2 separate regions of the Homo sapiens genome follow, and region 2 is linked to region 1. A link is a loop called in an ENCODE intact Hi-C map of the cell type or tissue named here. Cell type or tissue: PC-3. All regions are shown on one strand.

Region 1 (8,000 bases):
GGAACCCTCATCCTAGGATGCTCTGGAAAAAAAAGGTTCTGTGATTAAGCAGGTGTGGGACACCTTGCATATGCTATCCTCTCCATCCTCCCAATGCAAAGCGAAGGCTCTGAAGAGCCCTTCAGAAAAGAACTTAAGTTTGCTTAACCGAGTTATCCCCCAAAAGTGACCACAAAACACATTAGGGCCCTCAAGCCACGTAGAGGGAGGCAGGTGACAGGGCTTCTGCTGACCCCAGACTGGCAGAGGGCTTCATCGCTGTAAGTCTCTGGCTGCATCTCCTGTCACCACCCCAGGCACCTCCAATCCAAGGAGGCCAGTCACCTGGGGATGTGTTGACCTCACCAGGCTGCCCCGTGTGGCCAGGAATCAACATGATGTTTTCGCTGCTGGAGTAGTGTGCTCTTGGCAATCCTAAATCATCGTTCAAAATCCTACCCGGGAAATAACTCTTTGAGATGCCTCCCTTGATTCTCTCAAGAAACAGCTAACTGATCCCTAAACTCCTCGAGCCTCAGTTTACTCAGAGCAGTGCCTCCCTACTTTTTTTTTTTTTAGACGGAGTCTCGCTCTGTCACTCATGCTGGAGTGCAGTGGCACAATCTTGGCTCACTGCAACCTCCTCCTCCTGGGTTCAAGCAATTCTCCTGCCTCAGCCTCCCAAGTGGCTGGGATTACAGGTGCACGCCACCACGCCCAACTAATTTTTTTGTATTTTTAGTAGAGACAGGGTTTCGCCATGTTGGCCAGGCTAGTCTCAAACTCCTGACCTCAGGTGATTCACCTGCCTTGGCCTCCCAAAGTGCTGAGATTACAGGCATGAGCCACCATGCCCATTCTCTACTTCTAATCCTCCTATGGGCTTTGTCATTGCAAACCACATCCTGGATGATAATGATGTATGATACTTATTTTTGTGTCCAGGTCTTTCTCCTCAACAAAGTGCTCCCTGAGGATTAGAGATGTGGCGAGAGTGTGTGTGCAGCCATGCAGGAAGAAAGACCCCCACTGCCCCGCCCCGCCCACTGCAGTCTCATGGTGAGAACATCTTACTGAGTGTAAAATCTTGGGCTTCAAGATTCCCTACATCTTCTTCATACATTACTGGTACCTCAATGCAGGCCAACTGCTTCATCTGGCAGCTAAGTGAAGAAATTGCCATTTTTCTGTTGCAAGAGGAAAAGCTAGCTGTTGAGCTTATTTAAGAAGTGGTTCATGTACATACTGTATTTTATGGGGGATTTAAATGCTTTTCTTCTTAGCAGCCTGCTGAGAGCATCAGTCCCTGCAATGGACTCATCCCTCTATGCCCCATGGCCAGCCTGTGCCCTTCCTGCACACAGTAAGTCCAGCAAAAACATGCAGCATAATTTAGGTATAAATTAAGACTCTCGGGGTCTACACGCACTCCCACCATTGCTGCCACCATCAACGGGGAGACCAGGCCCGCCCTCCAAGGCAGGCTGGGATCCATGCTTTCAGAACTAGGTGCTGGCCTGGCAGAGAGCAACCTGGGTGACGGCCCCCAAGAGTCCCCAGGCACTCACTTCTGCTGGTCCTTCATGGTCTCGATGATGCTCCTCAGCTCGCGGACCTGTGTCCTTAGCTCCTCCACGGCCGCCTGGCTGCTGGCCGCAGGCTCCATCTTTGGTTTTCCTTCCGTGCCGAACAGAGACGGGGAGTTGGCTCTGTGTCCAGCTGTTCCCAAAGAGGATGACAGGGGGGAGGGCGCCGCTGAGGACAGAGGGGCTGGCCCACCGCCACCTGCTGCCATGGTCCCCGGCTTGGGCGGCAGGGATGCTTTGTTGTCAGACACCTGTGACGAGGGAAGGCAGGGAGGGTTCAGGGCCGGGGATTTGTGTGCTGCGTCTTTGTCCTGGTTAGTCAAACTCTCCGTTAACACCACTGTCCCCGCCTCTCTCCACACACTCCATTCACTTGTTCCTTCATCCACAAGCCACCAAGGGCCTGCTTGGTACAGGCATTTCCCCCTTACTCACACGCCGCCTTCTATGTATTTTAAATGTGACCTTCTTTCTGGACAGAGAGTTTCCGACTGGTTCAATATACACATTGAGATGCCCAACTACTTGCCAGGCACCACAAACTCTGAAGTGAACAAGACATGCCTTAATAGGCATTCTCCTGGTCTCCAGGGAGCTCAGAACCCAGTGGGGCGCAGACAGACAGACAGACCAACGCACTGAGATGGGGGGACAACTGCACAGAGGGAGGTGAGCATACAGAGCCCCAGAAACACAGAAAAGGGGCCAGCCATCCAGACGGGCAGGCATCGCAAGCAGGTGCTGACAGTCCCGTCTTGGAGGAGGACCAAGAAGTAGCCAGAGGAAAGGAGGGGCACTTAGAGAAAGAAGCTGCAGCGGGAGGGAACACGCCAGGCAAAGGTCTAGAGACCGCAGAGCAAAATGCATTGGTGGGAAGTACTGCTAGACCGTCAGAGGGGGCAAGAGAGGGCCTTGGGGGCAGAGCTAAGGCTGGGAAGTACAAGCGGCTAGGCGAAAGGGTGAGAGGAGGGCACACGGTGCTGAGGACCATGCTGGCTGCAGAAAGGCTAAAGGGTTGGCAGATCTGGAGCTGGAGAGAACTGCTGGGAGAGTCTTACACAACGTAAGCTAGAAGCGGTCAGGGTTGGACCCAGGCAGTGGCTAGGAGGATAGACACAAGACAACTTTGAGTGATGTGGCGAAGGCAAGCACAGCCGACATAGAGCACCAGGCATTGTTCCCAGTGCTGGGGGCAGGAGTGGGCCAGGAGGATGGAGACCCTGCCCTCATGGAACAGACGCCTTGTGAGCAGGGAGATGTGGTCCTGGACAGGATGCAGAGGGTGGAGGAGGAAGGACAGATCAGGGACCACGGGTGTGGTGCACACACCAGGCATCGAGATTGTACCTTTCATGGGAGAAACAGCAGACTGAAGAATCAGATAATGATTTCCGTTTTTGACACATTGGATTTTAGGAGCCCTTAGTGACTGGGAAAGAGGGGAGGAAGAGGGGATGAAGCAGAAGACAGGCCTGGAGGAGAGTCCAGAAGGAACGAAGTGGTTGCATGCGTGGGTGAAGGGTGCTGAGAGGAAAACTGGGTGGAGTCCACTTGGTGGAGCCAGGGAGACAGAAAGCTGCTCCTGGCAGATGACCACCTGGATGGGAGGTGAAGGTGTGGCCTGAAAGTTTAGGACTCTCTTTCCAGAAACTTGGTTGAGGCAGGAAGACAGGAGAGAGGGAGCATGCTCATGCGGAAGCCTCAGGGGGAGGTGGGATCAGGGAAGGGTTCTGTTCACTTTCCAGGACTGGGGAGACCCTAAGCTGCATGATACGCTGAGAGAAAGAGCCAGTGAAGGGCCAGGCTGAAGGTGGAGGAGACTGGCGGGGGAGGCCTGATGGAGAAGTGTCCTGAGGAGGCCAGGAGGGCCGAGGAAGAAGGACAGTCATGGGCGAGAGAGAAGAGGGGTGCCCAGTAGGCCCCTGGGGGAGAAGGCACCAACAAGGGAGCTGGGAGGCAGGTGGCGAGGAGGGAAAAGAGTGGGACAGGATGTTGGGAGGCGGGGGCGATGAGCAGCAGGGCAGAAGTAGAGGCTGGTGGTGAAGCTTGGCAACGCGGCCGTGAGGCTCCCTCCAGCAGCAGGTACCCAGCAGGCTACCCCAGCGCAGGAGCCAAAAGGGGCTTGGCTGGCATGGCGAGGAGGCAGAGTCTGGATTCAGGCTGTGCTAGAGGGAGAGACTGGGCAGAGAAAGCCAAAAGCAGATGGGCCATCATTCCCAGCCTCTCTGCTCGCCTTTTTTCTGCCAAGTTACCATTGAGGAAAAGTGCTCTCTGCTGCCAGGAATAGCGCTCCGCCAGCCTGTGCTTTATCATTAGTAGGAGTCAGAGTAAGAGGGAAGAGGAACTGACATTTCTGGAGCAATGATCACATGCCGGACACCGGCTAGACAATTTGAGCAACGATCGGTTGGCACAAGCATTTTACCAAGCAGAAAACTGAGGCTTAGAGAAGTGGCTGAGTAGTTCCCCAAGACTCATAGGTAATAACTGGCAGAACAGGGGATCAATTCCCTATCAACTGGATCCCTCAAGTCCAGCACTGTGACTGTGGCTGCCTGAGTCTGAAGATTCGCACTCTCCTGTCCTCTCCTTTGCTTGTCATCTATTCCTGGGCTTATGCCTTTTCCTGTTGCCCATCCTGCATCCTTGCGGACCTCCCATACTCCTGTGACCCACCAGTGCCTTTGCACTGACTGACTTCCAGACACTTCTTGAATCAATGCTTCTCTTGGCATTTCCTATATGACACGCTCTCCCGGCCCATTTCGGCTACTGAGCAATTTTAAAGCCCTCACAGAGTATAGGCCACCACCCTCCCTGATCAAATTAGTTCAAGTGGAATTTCTAGAAGCACTGAAGAGCACAACATGACAACTCCGGGGAAGAGAAATAGGCTAATGGGATACAACTGTGTACATCAGAACCACGAAAACCCACTGTCCACCAGTAGATGTCACTGTAGAGACACCCCAGGGATGTCAAATGAAACTATACCTATGGTCACCAGAAAAAACGGGTCTAAATCCAACTTCTGCAGATGGAATCCTTTTATAAAGAAAGAATGCTTTGGTTTTGTGAATAATTACAACTGATCTGTTGTATAGGATCACGTTTTGCTTACTGTATCAGATTTTTAAGAAAATCTATACATGTAAATTCTTAAATCTATGGAGAAGGAAAATTCCACGGTAACCTTTGATTTCTTTGTGCTATTCCTGCTTCAAGTGACTATAGTTTTCTGCTTTTAGACAGAAAGAAGTTGCTAATATTCAGAGAAAATAATTCCAATTGACTTGGTTTTCTTAGTGGGAGAAAATGGAATTTTAAAATCTTGGTTCGTATTCACAGGGAGAGAATTTGTACAAGATGCTCCTCAAAAGTTACATGCAGTAGCTAAAAGTTAAATGTCTTCCTTGTTTCTCATAAACTAATAAAGTATCTATACTACTCTCTGGGCATGGAATAAAATTAAAGTGTTTTTAGACTATAAATTTATCATAGAATGTGACTCCAAATCAATTTTCTTTAAGAGACCACATTAGTTATTTATATTTATGATCTTCCAACTATAATTTGTGACCAGCTTTGAACATAAAAGACAAGATCTGTGGGCAGAGGGCACAGCATTTAATATATTTAATGTCTTCTCTCTAGACGTCTCACGGCTTTTTAAATTGTTCTGGTTGTGGTGATGGTGGTAGTGTGTGAAGGTATTTGTGAACGTGTGTGTGATGGTATGAAGAGGAGATCAAACCACAAGAGAACAACATGGGAAATAAACAACTGAACTTGTATCTCAGGGATTCTGCCTAGTTTCGGAGACTGCAACATGCCTTGGGGATTTTGATGAGTAACAGAATCGCTGTCACTGAAGAATGACAAACACCTGCACTGTTTGTGTATCTTTGTTTGGTTTATAACCCATCATTAGCACATGCATGAAATGACAGGGACACCCTCGCCATGGCTGGTGACTCACTTGGGATATGGTAACAGTCTTGGAAGTTTTCTTTGACGCGTCCACTCCTCTGTGCGCAAGTGAAATGTGTTCCTCCTTATCCTCTTCGGGACTTGGGGAGTCGAAGATATCAGGGCTTGAAAGGGATGACTGATAAAGCCAAAAGAAAATGCTTTTGTCAGAATTACACCTTAGCTGACACCACTTTCGTTAATATAATGCTGTATGCTTTAAAAGCACTCGACACTGCTATTTTGTCTTCTCACGATAACCCTGTGAGGCAAAAAAGTGTGCTGTTATGCACGCGCTCAAGTCACATAGCTGATTAGTGGCAGAACTGCGACTAAGAAGCAAGGTTTCCTAAACCAGGGATCTTGCCACTGATGTCCATCAATCACTTCATCCTTGCAAGCATCCATCGTCCATCCTTTCCTGCTCCTTCCTCTAAACATTTGCTACCATGTGCAAAAGCTGCAGTGAGCTTGTACTGCAGACTTAGTGACATGCCACACAGGATGCCTGCCCTCACAGGGCTGACAGTCTACCAGGGAAGAACACACAGGTCAACAAGAGGCTGCTCTAATCTGCCTCTCCTCCATTCCCTCCTCTTCCTTTTCCTTGACCTTTTCCATGATCACTAAATCTGCTGCATACGGAAGTGCCCTAAAGGATGTGTCTGAGAGAAAACCATTTCCAGGGATAAGGGCTCACCAGGCTTGTGGTCCAGTGACCAGTGTTTCCTCAGCTTGAGAGCACAGCCCTGCTCGCTAGTGCAACAAGCTCATATCTCCTTTGGTACCTGCTGCTAAATCTCTGCCCTCATTATTGCTGACAGTCAACATTCATTTTGGAGTCTGTATGGCTATAGTATATTTACAGAATGGCAGCATCTTTTGGTAAAATATAGGACGACACCCCTGTTCTTTCTGCCTCACTGTGAAGATCACTATAAAGATAAAAAAGCCAGATGAGGCCAGACACAGTGGCTCACGACCGTAATCCCAACACGGGGATTATGAGGCGGGAGGATCTCTTGAGCCCAGGAATTTGGGACCAGCCTGGGCAACATGGCGAAACTCTATCTCTACGAAAAATACAAAAATTGGCCAGGCATGGTGGTGTGCACCTGGAGTCCCAGCTACTCGGGAGGCTGAGGTGGAAGGATCACTTGAGCCCCGGAGGTCGAGGGTGCAGTGAGCCATTGACATTGCACCACTGCACTCCAGCCTGGACAAAAGAGTGGGACCCTGTCTGGAAAAAAAAAAAAAATTCTGGACCAATTCACTGGAATTCACTTGGTCATAGATGATCACTGGGCTAGAATTTCCCTATTTTAGAACAAAGCAAATTAAAATAAGAGTTCCTATAGCAAGGAATCCTTTATAATGAAGAATCTTCCACAGATCTCTTTGAGCAAGCTCATCTTCAGCTTCATCTCTATGCTTTCTACCCTGGTGGTAGAAAAACAGTCCCATTTAAAATCACCACTTGGCGTCATTATAGAAAAATTATACCCAAAAATATCGTATGTTTTCTTCTGTTTACTTAAGGCAGAAACCTAATGCATTTTAGGGAATTTTTAAGCAAATTTTTCAATTTAACAGGTTTTATTTGTTAATCTTCATTTAATCTGAAAATCCAATTACCTAGAATAACGTTTCCCCCACCACCAAGCCTTCTTATTAATCTAGGCTTAACGCTTAGCCACCATACCATGCCTGAATCCTTTCATTTTGAGATTTTATTCAAAAAGCCAGTTCCCTCCATTACAACCTAGGGTTCATGAGCTGCCAATCAAAGCTTGCTCTTTGAGTCCTATAAACATAAAGAACTTCAGCTAGGGTCAGAGGCCCCAGGCTGGGGAATCATGACTGGTGCATTTCCTCCATCATTTCCCCCAGTGGCCTTTGAGGAATACGCCCATATCCACTAAGCCTCCACTTGCCTATGAAAAATCCACAGGTGCTAACTGAAGAAGAGTAAATAGGAATTCAATGTACACATCCAAGTAGGGATGAATGGGAATGAAGAGAATATAATATTTATACTTTAAAGCACAAATATATCCTTTTGTTTTAAGTCTGCAAATGAAATCACTTCATATAAAATGCCAAACTTCAAGTCATTGTGCCGTAAGCTTCCTGCAGGCAGTGACCATGTGCTTTTCATTCCAGTTGTATCTTTGGTACCTGGCACAGTGCCGAGCCCATAGGGGATAGATGTCTATAAAGAGTTGTTGAATGAATGAACAACTGTGTAGTCTGAAGGCAGTGAAGATGATATATCCTCACCACATCCCCCAAATACATACGAACTCTCAGGCATGGGATGTATGGACCAAAGGTGGGACAAGAGATGGTAATTTAAACCTTTCTGTAATTCTGGAAGTCACAAGGCTCTCTAGACCTTGAAAAGTTGGGAAGAATTTGGAAGGAAGACAAAAATGATGAAGGATTTACAGAGAAGATAGAGGAGGT
Region 2 (8,000 bases), 81 kb after region 1:
TGGGTTCACGCCATTCTCCTGCCTCAGCCTTCCTAGTAGCTGGGACTACAGGTGCCCGCCACCACACCTGGCTAATTTTTTTTTTTTTTTTTTTTTGTATTTTTAGTGGAGACGGGGTTTCACCATGTTAGCCAGGATGGTCTCGATCTCCTGACCTCGTGATCCGCCCGTCTTGGCTTCCCAAAGTGCTGGGATTACAGGCGTGAGCCACCATGCCCGGTCGCCAACACCATTTCTTGAAAAGATTATCCTCTCTTAAACTGTCTTTGTATCTTTGTTGAAAATTAATCGGCTGGATTTTTTTATGAGTCTATTTCCAGATATTCTATTTCAAGGGCCAGCAAACTACAGCCCATGGGCCAGGTCTAGCCTGCCACCTATTTCTCTATGGTCCACAAACTAAGAATAGTTTTTACATTTTTGAATGGTTTTTAAAAATCAAAAGAAGAAGAATATTTCAAGAAATGTGAAAATTATATGACATTCAAATCTAAGTATCCATAAATAAAGTTTCATTGGAACTCTGCTACACCCATTCATTTACCTCTATGGCTGCTTTTGCTCTAAAATGGCAGAGTTGAGTAATTGTGACACAGACTGCATGACCCACAAAGCCTGAAATATTTACTCCCTGGCCCTCTGCAGAAGTTTGCCAAACCCTGTTCTAGGATATGAGGATCCTTATACGCATCCATGCAGAACCTCAGGGACTCTCTCAATGCCACTATAAAAAAAATACTGTAAAGACAGAAGCTTTAAATAAAAACACTGAAAGCCCTGAGGAAGGCAGAAAAAGAATGCATTTAATAGTTGGCTACCATTTCCAGCTAGAAATAAAATATAAAAACCTTAATCAAAACTATTTTTAAAAGGACACATTTTACTGCACTATACAGTTAACTATAAAATGAGGAAATTTTAAGCCTAAAAGGCACTTATTTTAATGACTTTTTTTCTTAAAGATCTCCATGAGTCATAAACTAAGAAAAAATATTTGTAATATGAAGATGACAGGTTAATGTCATGAATATAAGGTATTTTTATAAAAATCAATTGGAAATGATGCATAAAATGTTCAAGCTCGGTAATCATTTTTTAAAATGCAGAATTAGCAGAGCCCAAATCACATTAGCAGAGATTAAAAAGAATGATAATATCCAGGGATGACAAGAATAGGGAAATATATTTGCATGCACTCCTGTGAGGAGACTAAATTGGCACAATCTTTCAGGATGTATCCTCAATATGCCCTCAAAATGCATCAATACAGTATTACACTGAGCAATTTATCATCAGGAAATAGTAACTGCTAACATTTATGTAGCAGCTATTAGGACCCAGGCTTTCTAAATGCTTTACCTACTTCATCTCATTTAATCTTCACAACACCAGGATGTAGGTACTATTATTACTCTCATTTCACAGATGTGAAAACTGATGCACACAGAGATGAGTAACCTGCCAAGGTATCACAGCTAGAAGGAAGTGGCAGAAATGCACACAAAGACTGTTGAACAGGGTGACGACTATGTGCAACATGGTCTAACACAAAGAAAAACTGGAAACAAGCTAAGCATAAAAGAGGATTGTCGAGGGCCAGGCCGAGTGGCTCACGCCTGTAATCCCAGCACTTTGGGAGGCCAAGGCAGGCGGATCACTTGAGGTCAGGAGTTCAAGACCAGCCTGGCCAACATGGCGAAACCCCATCTCTACTAAAAATACAAAAATTAGCTGGGTGTGGTGGCACAGGCCTGTAGTCCCAGCTCATCAGTAGGCTGAGGCACGAGAATCGCTTGAACCCAGGAGGCAGAGGTGGCAGTGAGCCGAGATCATGCCACTGCACTCAAGCCTGGGCAAAAGAGTGACACTCTGACTCAAAAAAAAAAAAAAAAAAAAAAAAAGAGGATTTTGGTACTCTCTCCATACATTAGGATTCAGGATGCTAAGGAATCATTTACCCATGCTGCCAAGGATAATCATGATGTATTTTGGACAAAGAGGGTTATTATAAAATAGTGTATGTAATATGATCCTATTTTTATTTTAAACTGTAATTATGTGCACATATGGAAAAAGTCTGAAAGAATAATTGCGAAAATATTAAGAGGTATGTGAAGGTGGTAAGGTCACCGGTAATTTTGATTTTTCTTTGTATTTATTTGTCTGTTTTTCTCATTTTTTTTCCAAGAGTAAGTGTTATTTATACAATTTTAAAGTATGACTTAAAAGTGTATCCCCGCCAGGCGTGGTGGCTGATGCCTGTAATCCCAGCACTTTGGGAGGCCCAGGCGGGCGGATCACCCGAGGTCAGGAGTTCAAGACCAGCCTGGCCAACATGGTGAAACCCCGTCTCTACAAAAATACAAAAATTAGCCAGGCATGATGGCAGTTGCCTGTAATCCCAGCTACTCGGAGGCTGAGGCGGGAGAATCACTTGAACCCGGCAGGCGGAGGTTGCAGTGAGCCAAGATCACGCCATTGCACTCCAGCCTGGGTGACAGAGCGAGACTCCATCTCAAAAAACAAACAAACAAAAAAGTATATCCCATGCCACTTTCATCTCAGAAACCGTGTATTTTAATAAAATGCAAATATGAATGCAAAGCACTCTGAGATACTGAACAAGACAGGTTACACAACTGTAATACATTACTTTCATCCTAAGAAAAGCTAAAATAAATAATGAAAAGGAACTTCAGGGGAAGTACTGACCTTAATTTCAGGACAGTTCAATATACCAGGAAAGAACATTCAGTTACCAGGCATTTGTCTTTTCATCTTCTTCTAATAACTTATCATAGCAATAACTATGATTTAACCTTTAAAGAAAATATTGTGTGTGTAAAGACAGAGTCTCTCGCTATGTTGCCCAAGCTGGTCTCAAACTCCTTGGCTCAAGCAATCCTTCTACCTCAGCCTCCCCAAAGTGTTGGGATTACAGGTGTGAGCCACTACACCCAGCCCTGTGATTTAACCTTTATGTTTCCAAAGCACTTTTGAATACAACATGTCATTTAAGCCTCAGAACACCCCTAACAGAGTAATACAAATAGAAAGGGTGGAGATAGAAACAGAAAAAAAAGGGGAGTTTCTCTAATTCCTTAAGATACCTACAGATTTTTTTTTTCTGTGTGTTGCAGAGGGGAAAAAAAAGTATTCCAAGATGGGGGATTACTGATGTCCTGCCACTTTAGCACAACATTCTGCAGAGATATGACAATTAGGTTGAACAAACACAGGATCTCTTTAGACAGTTTTATATAATTTGTGTAGGCATATGCACCTGGGAATTTACATCAGCTGCAAGCTCATCTGTCCATGATACAAAGGAAAAATCTATAATAACGACCATCAAAATGTTGGGGTGGCCTTTCAACAACTGTCTACTGGTGAACTAAAACGATATTTTCTCCCACCCCAAGCCCTATGTTTACCATCCTCATGTAATTTAAAACTATGTCTGTGTGATGGTAATGATTCTTCTCACTGGTCCCAGTGTCCTGGCTACTTATAAAAGGAAGACAAAACAGCAACAAATTATACTCCTTTGGGTTTTAAATGCTCTGAGGAGGAGATATATTGTGACTTTTGTCTAGAATAAGGACATAAGCAGTCTAACAAGATAGGCCATGCTGCAAGAAATACATTCTATGACATCAATGACTCATTTGCTCAACACTGACATTTTCCAAATGTCTGTAAACCCAGATGATCCCAGACCTATGCTTAACTTCTTCATTCACTCATAAAACATGTCTGTCTAATGGGTCTGTCAGCATGTCATCATCTTCAGGGTGACACGTGCTAATTTACTCCTCACCCTTGGAACCACATTTAATCCTACCATTTGAGCTCTGCTAAAAGCTTCAGCAGTTCAGAGAGAAAGGGTCAGGGCCAGCAATCGATTTAGCTGATCGGCTTTCTTCCTGCCAAGCTAAGGATCTTGCTTGAGATTCCTGAGGCTGCTTCTCTTTGTGAAGGCAACCTTATTTTCCTGTGGGGTGGGAAGCAAGGAAGTCTGAAAACATTTTTCTCATGAATACATGTTTTAGTTCATTAATGAATTAATGGGAGGGAGGCAGGAAGGGGAAATAAACATTAGAACAAAAAAAATAACAGAGTTGATCACAGAATGTCTTAGGAAGGGCCTCAGGACTCCCGCCTGCATTTTTTTTTGCCCCCCGACAGCGAGTGGAAAGCTAAGTGGCAACCAGGCTAGGAAGAAAAGAGGAAGGCAAAATACTCTGGGCATGGGAAGAAACTGGAAGAAAGCAGTTGGGGAGGCAGGCCTCAGGCACAAAAAGAACCAATGTCAACCCTGAGCTGAACTCATCATTCCCTCTGCATGGACCATCATTTCACTCTTTTAGAGGTGGCAGTGGACTCCTACAGTCATGGATGATCCAGAAACCACCACAGTGATGTCCTGACCCTAACAGATCGGAAACATAGATTTCAAAACGCGAGCATCAGCAACAAAGGATGGGGTGATGGCATGGTAATACTGTTTTTCTGCTAAGTAACAATGATAATGTCATTACCTTACAAAGGAAACTCCACAGACACTTGCCCTGGATATCCAGTAACAATGAGGACTCTCAATGAGTAGACAAGAGTCACCTCTGGAAGTGACTCAGCCCCACAGGAAACACGAACTCCACCCGCAGTTACCACCTTGCCCAGCCCCCAAGTTCCAAGAGCACTTGGCCCAGGGTCAGCAGATGCCTCTGACCTGGCTCTGCCACTGACTTGCTGGGAGTCCCTCGGGAAAGCTGCTTCAGCACTCTGGGCCTCTGCTCCTCCTTTGTAATCTGCAGAGAACACGCATGGTCCCACCTAATTCCCGGGGTTGCTGTGAAGATGAGGGGAAATGCTGAGCTCCGGGGAGACTCCTGAGGAAAGGGGAATGGTGATGATGGTCCCGGGCTCTTGCTGCCAGTGGTTCAGAATCCTGTGCTGGGAAGCTGTGGTCCTGGAGAAAGATCTAGCTATCATTAAGTTAATTAAATGTTCAACTGTTGTCTGGGACAGGAGGGAGGAAAACATATTGAGGTAGAGATGAAAAGGAGCGGTTCTAACTGTGCCCTCACAGCATGTCTAGCTCCAAATACTTGGGGTCCCTACAAAGAAGCAAAATTCCTGGTTTGAATTTTTGGCTTACCATTGTATTCCAGCATTTTGCACAGCTCCTGGCACACCATAAATATTCTTCGATGTATGAATGAATGAATGAATGAATGAATGAATGAGTGAACGAACATTGTGAGGGGAAGAGGACAGGGTGCAAATTAAAATTGTTGTCAATAATCTTCAGTGGATAATCCTCATGGTCCAAGGAAAGATGACTGTACTACTGTGTTGGGGATGCCACTAACCGTCTTTAGCTAATATTCTGGGTCCCCTCTTTTTTGTGGTTTGGGGGACAGGGTCTCACTCTGTCCCCTAGGCCTGAGTGCAGTGGCACAATTATGGCTCACTGCAGCCTCAACCTCCTGGGCTCAGGCAACCCTCCCGCCTCAGCCTCCCAAGTAGCTGGAACTATAGGAACACAACACCACACCTGGCTAATTTTTGTATTTTTTGGTGAAGATGGGGTTTCACCATGTTGTTCAGGCTGGTCTCAAACTCCCAGGCTCAAGTGATCCTCCCGTCTCAGCCACTCAAACTGCTAGGATTAGAGACGGGAGCCACTGAGCCCGGCCTGGGTCCCCTCTTTCTCTAGGGTGTGTCTATCAGTTTCCTTCCATGAACATTAATGCTAGCTAATATTGCTTCCGTTCCCTTCCCTCCATCTCTACGACTCCACGATTTTGACCAATAACGTTAGCTTTCTAAGCGTTCATCTTGATGTCATCAAATAGGCTTAAAACAATGAAGACAGGGAGGTTGGGTATGCTTAAGGGTCAAAGACACAACTACCCAAGGAAGCCTGTTTGATAAGAAACACCTAAAGGTCCTTGTTTACAATAGGGTCACAGAGGAAGCCTTTCCTCCTAGGTTAGTGGGAGCTGTGAGGAATGGCTGTTGCTCTGAGGCCAGGAGGCTGTTGGCCAAGAGTGGGAACATGGCCACTCTCCACAGCTGGGCTCATTCTGCCCCAAGCGGCAGCGGCCACAGCGTGGGACACCTTCCAATGGCCATCTCACCCTTGCAGCTGAGCCCTGGCATAGCTCCTGCCAAGCTGCCCTCAGCCCTTCTCCAGGAAGCTTCTCCAGTTGGGATGAGACCCAGAAGCTTCGGAACCTTTTCAAACACACTCTGAGCACAAATCAGGAAGGCAGGGATGGGGGTGGCAGGAACACAGACACGGGAGTTATTTTTGAGTGACTGGAAATAAAAGCTAAACACAGGTGTGTTCTGCACGAGTGGAAATGTTCCTAAATTCACAAGAATTCTTTATAAATAAACTAGAAAACAAACCATTCAGGTTGCCACATTTCCTCCTGGCTTCCAGGGACATACAGAAATAGTTTGGGTCTTTGCACATTATTTCAGGAACTGCAGAGGGCTTATACACACCCACTAAAGGTGTCTGACTCATTTTCTAGAAAGCCACATGAACTGACAATCTGGGGCTAAAAATGAGGGCAAAGCCTGCTCTGTGACTCCTGCTACAGCACAGAAAAGCAGGGCAAAGGGAAACCACCTTCAATGATACCAAAGTAAATGTCAGAGGAATTCGGGGTCTATCAGGAACCTCTACGGCGAACACAGAATTTAGAGAACAGCAGTTCAGGTCTTTCACCTCAACTCCTACATCCAATAAATATGCGTATCAGAATGCATATTAAACAGATCATGGTGAAACCATTCATTTTATAATAGCAATAGTATACAATCATCTCAATGAACTTCTGGGCGATTCCTAACTTAGAGGAAGAGTAACAATCTTCTATAATGTCAGCAGGGTTTTACAGGCTCCGACTCCATTCTTCCCACTTTCAGCAAGCAAAATATTTATGGCATGTTTTCTTTCCAAATTCTTGCTAAAATCTCCTCCACTGTGAACACTTAACTATTTTAGGTGGATTTTTCACCATTTTAACCTACTTAACGTCATGGCATTCCAGCCTCAGCAGCAAACTGGGCTCAGACACAACAGCCCTTCCATTCCCACTTCCAGGGCCCAAGAAAGAGCAGCCAGGGTTGGGTGACAATTCCTAGAATTATGGGTGCCACTGACAGACTCCTCCCTGCCAGAGTAAATCCTCGCAGCAGCCCTGTGAGGTCAGCTTTATGGCCCTTGCTTTATGGCTGAGGAAACTCAGACTCAGAGGGGGTAAGCAACATGCCCGAAAAGACACAGCCAGGAACAGTGGAGCTGGGATTCAAACCCTGGTTCTGGGAGCTGGTAGCCTACATGGCACTTGTCATCTGAACACACCGCTTCCGGCAAACTGGAATGCTAGGTTAAGGCTGGCAGGCATTTTATGGAAATAAAAGTAAAAATCTGCACAAGCACAGGATAGCAAGAGATTTGATTTCCCAGCAGGTTGTATAAAAAAATAATAAAAGCAAAATGATAGAGCACAAAGGATTTTCTTAAGCAGCAAGCTCTAAAATGGGCCCAAGCAGCATGAGTTAAGACTGGCTGTGTGATTAGCTATCCAAAAAAACCCAGCAAACTGGAAGCCGGGTGCAGTGGCTAGGCCGGCTGCAGTGGCTCACGCCTGTAATCACAGCACTTTGGGAGGCTGAGGCGCGTGGATCACTTGAGGTCAGGAGTTCAAGACCAGCCTGAGCAACATGGTAAAACCCCGTCTCTACTAGAAATACAAAAATTAGCCAGGCATGATTTACTGTACAGGCACACACCTGTAATCCCAGCTACTCAGGAGGCTGAGGTGGGAGAATCGCACGAACCTGGGAGGTGGAAGTTGCAGTGAGCCGAGATCACACGATTGCACTCCAGCCTGGGCGACAGAGTGAGACCCTGTCTCAAAAACAAAATAAAGCAAAACAAACAAAAAATAGCAATGTGGGTAGGCAGAGGGCATCTC

What was found. Peaks named below come from ENCODE experiments on the same cell type or tissue, not always from the same donor. Only the 100,000 strongest peaks of a DNase experiment are listed, where the experiment ranks them.
Region 2: it touches region 1 in a loop (2.6-fold over the local background); 4 of 110 quality-filtered maps call a loop at or near these places.

Annotation. Positions count from the first base shown.
Region 1 is chrX:19,540,378-19,548,377 of GRCh38, forward strand. SH3KBP1 (SH3 domain containing kinase binding protein 1) reads right to left here. Exons shown (of 18, transcript NM_031892.3): 15 at 5,545-5,673; 16 at 1,548-1,816. Among named protein-coding and RNA genes, the nearest start is that of MAP3K15, 29 kb to the left of the region's middle. In PC-3, a CTCF peak has its summit at 4,512 (motif pointing right); a DNase peak (open chromatin) is centred at 4,524.
Region 2 is chrX:19,621,167-19,629,166 of GRCh38, forward strand. The region is part of intron 8 of SH3KBP1 (SH3 domain containing kinase binding protein 1); the gene reads right to left. Among named protein-coding and RNA genes, the nearest start is that of MAP3K15, 110 kb to the left of the region's middle. RefSeq lists an enhancer at 3,990-5,189. In PC-3, no CTCF peak of the experiment used is centred here; DNase peaks (open chromatin) are centred at 4,625 and 6,545; H3K27ac peaks cover 4,074 bases.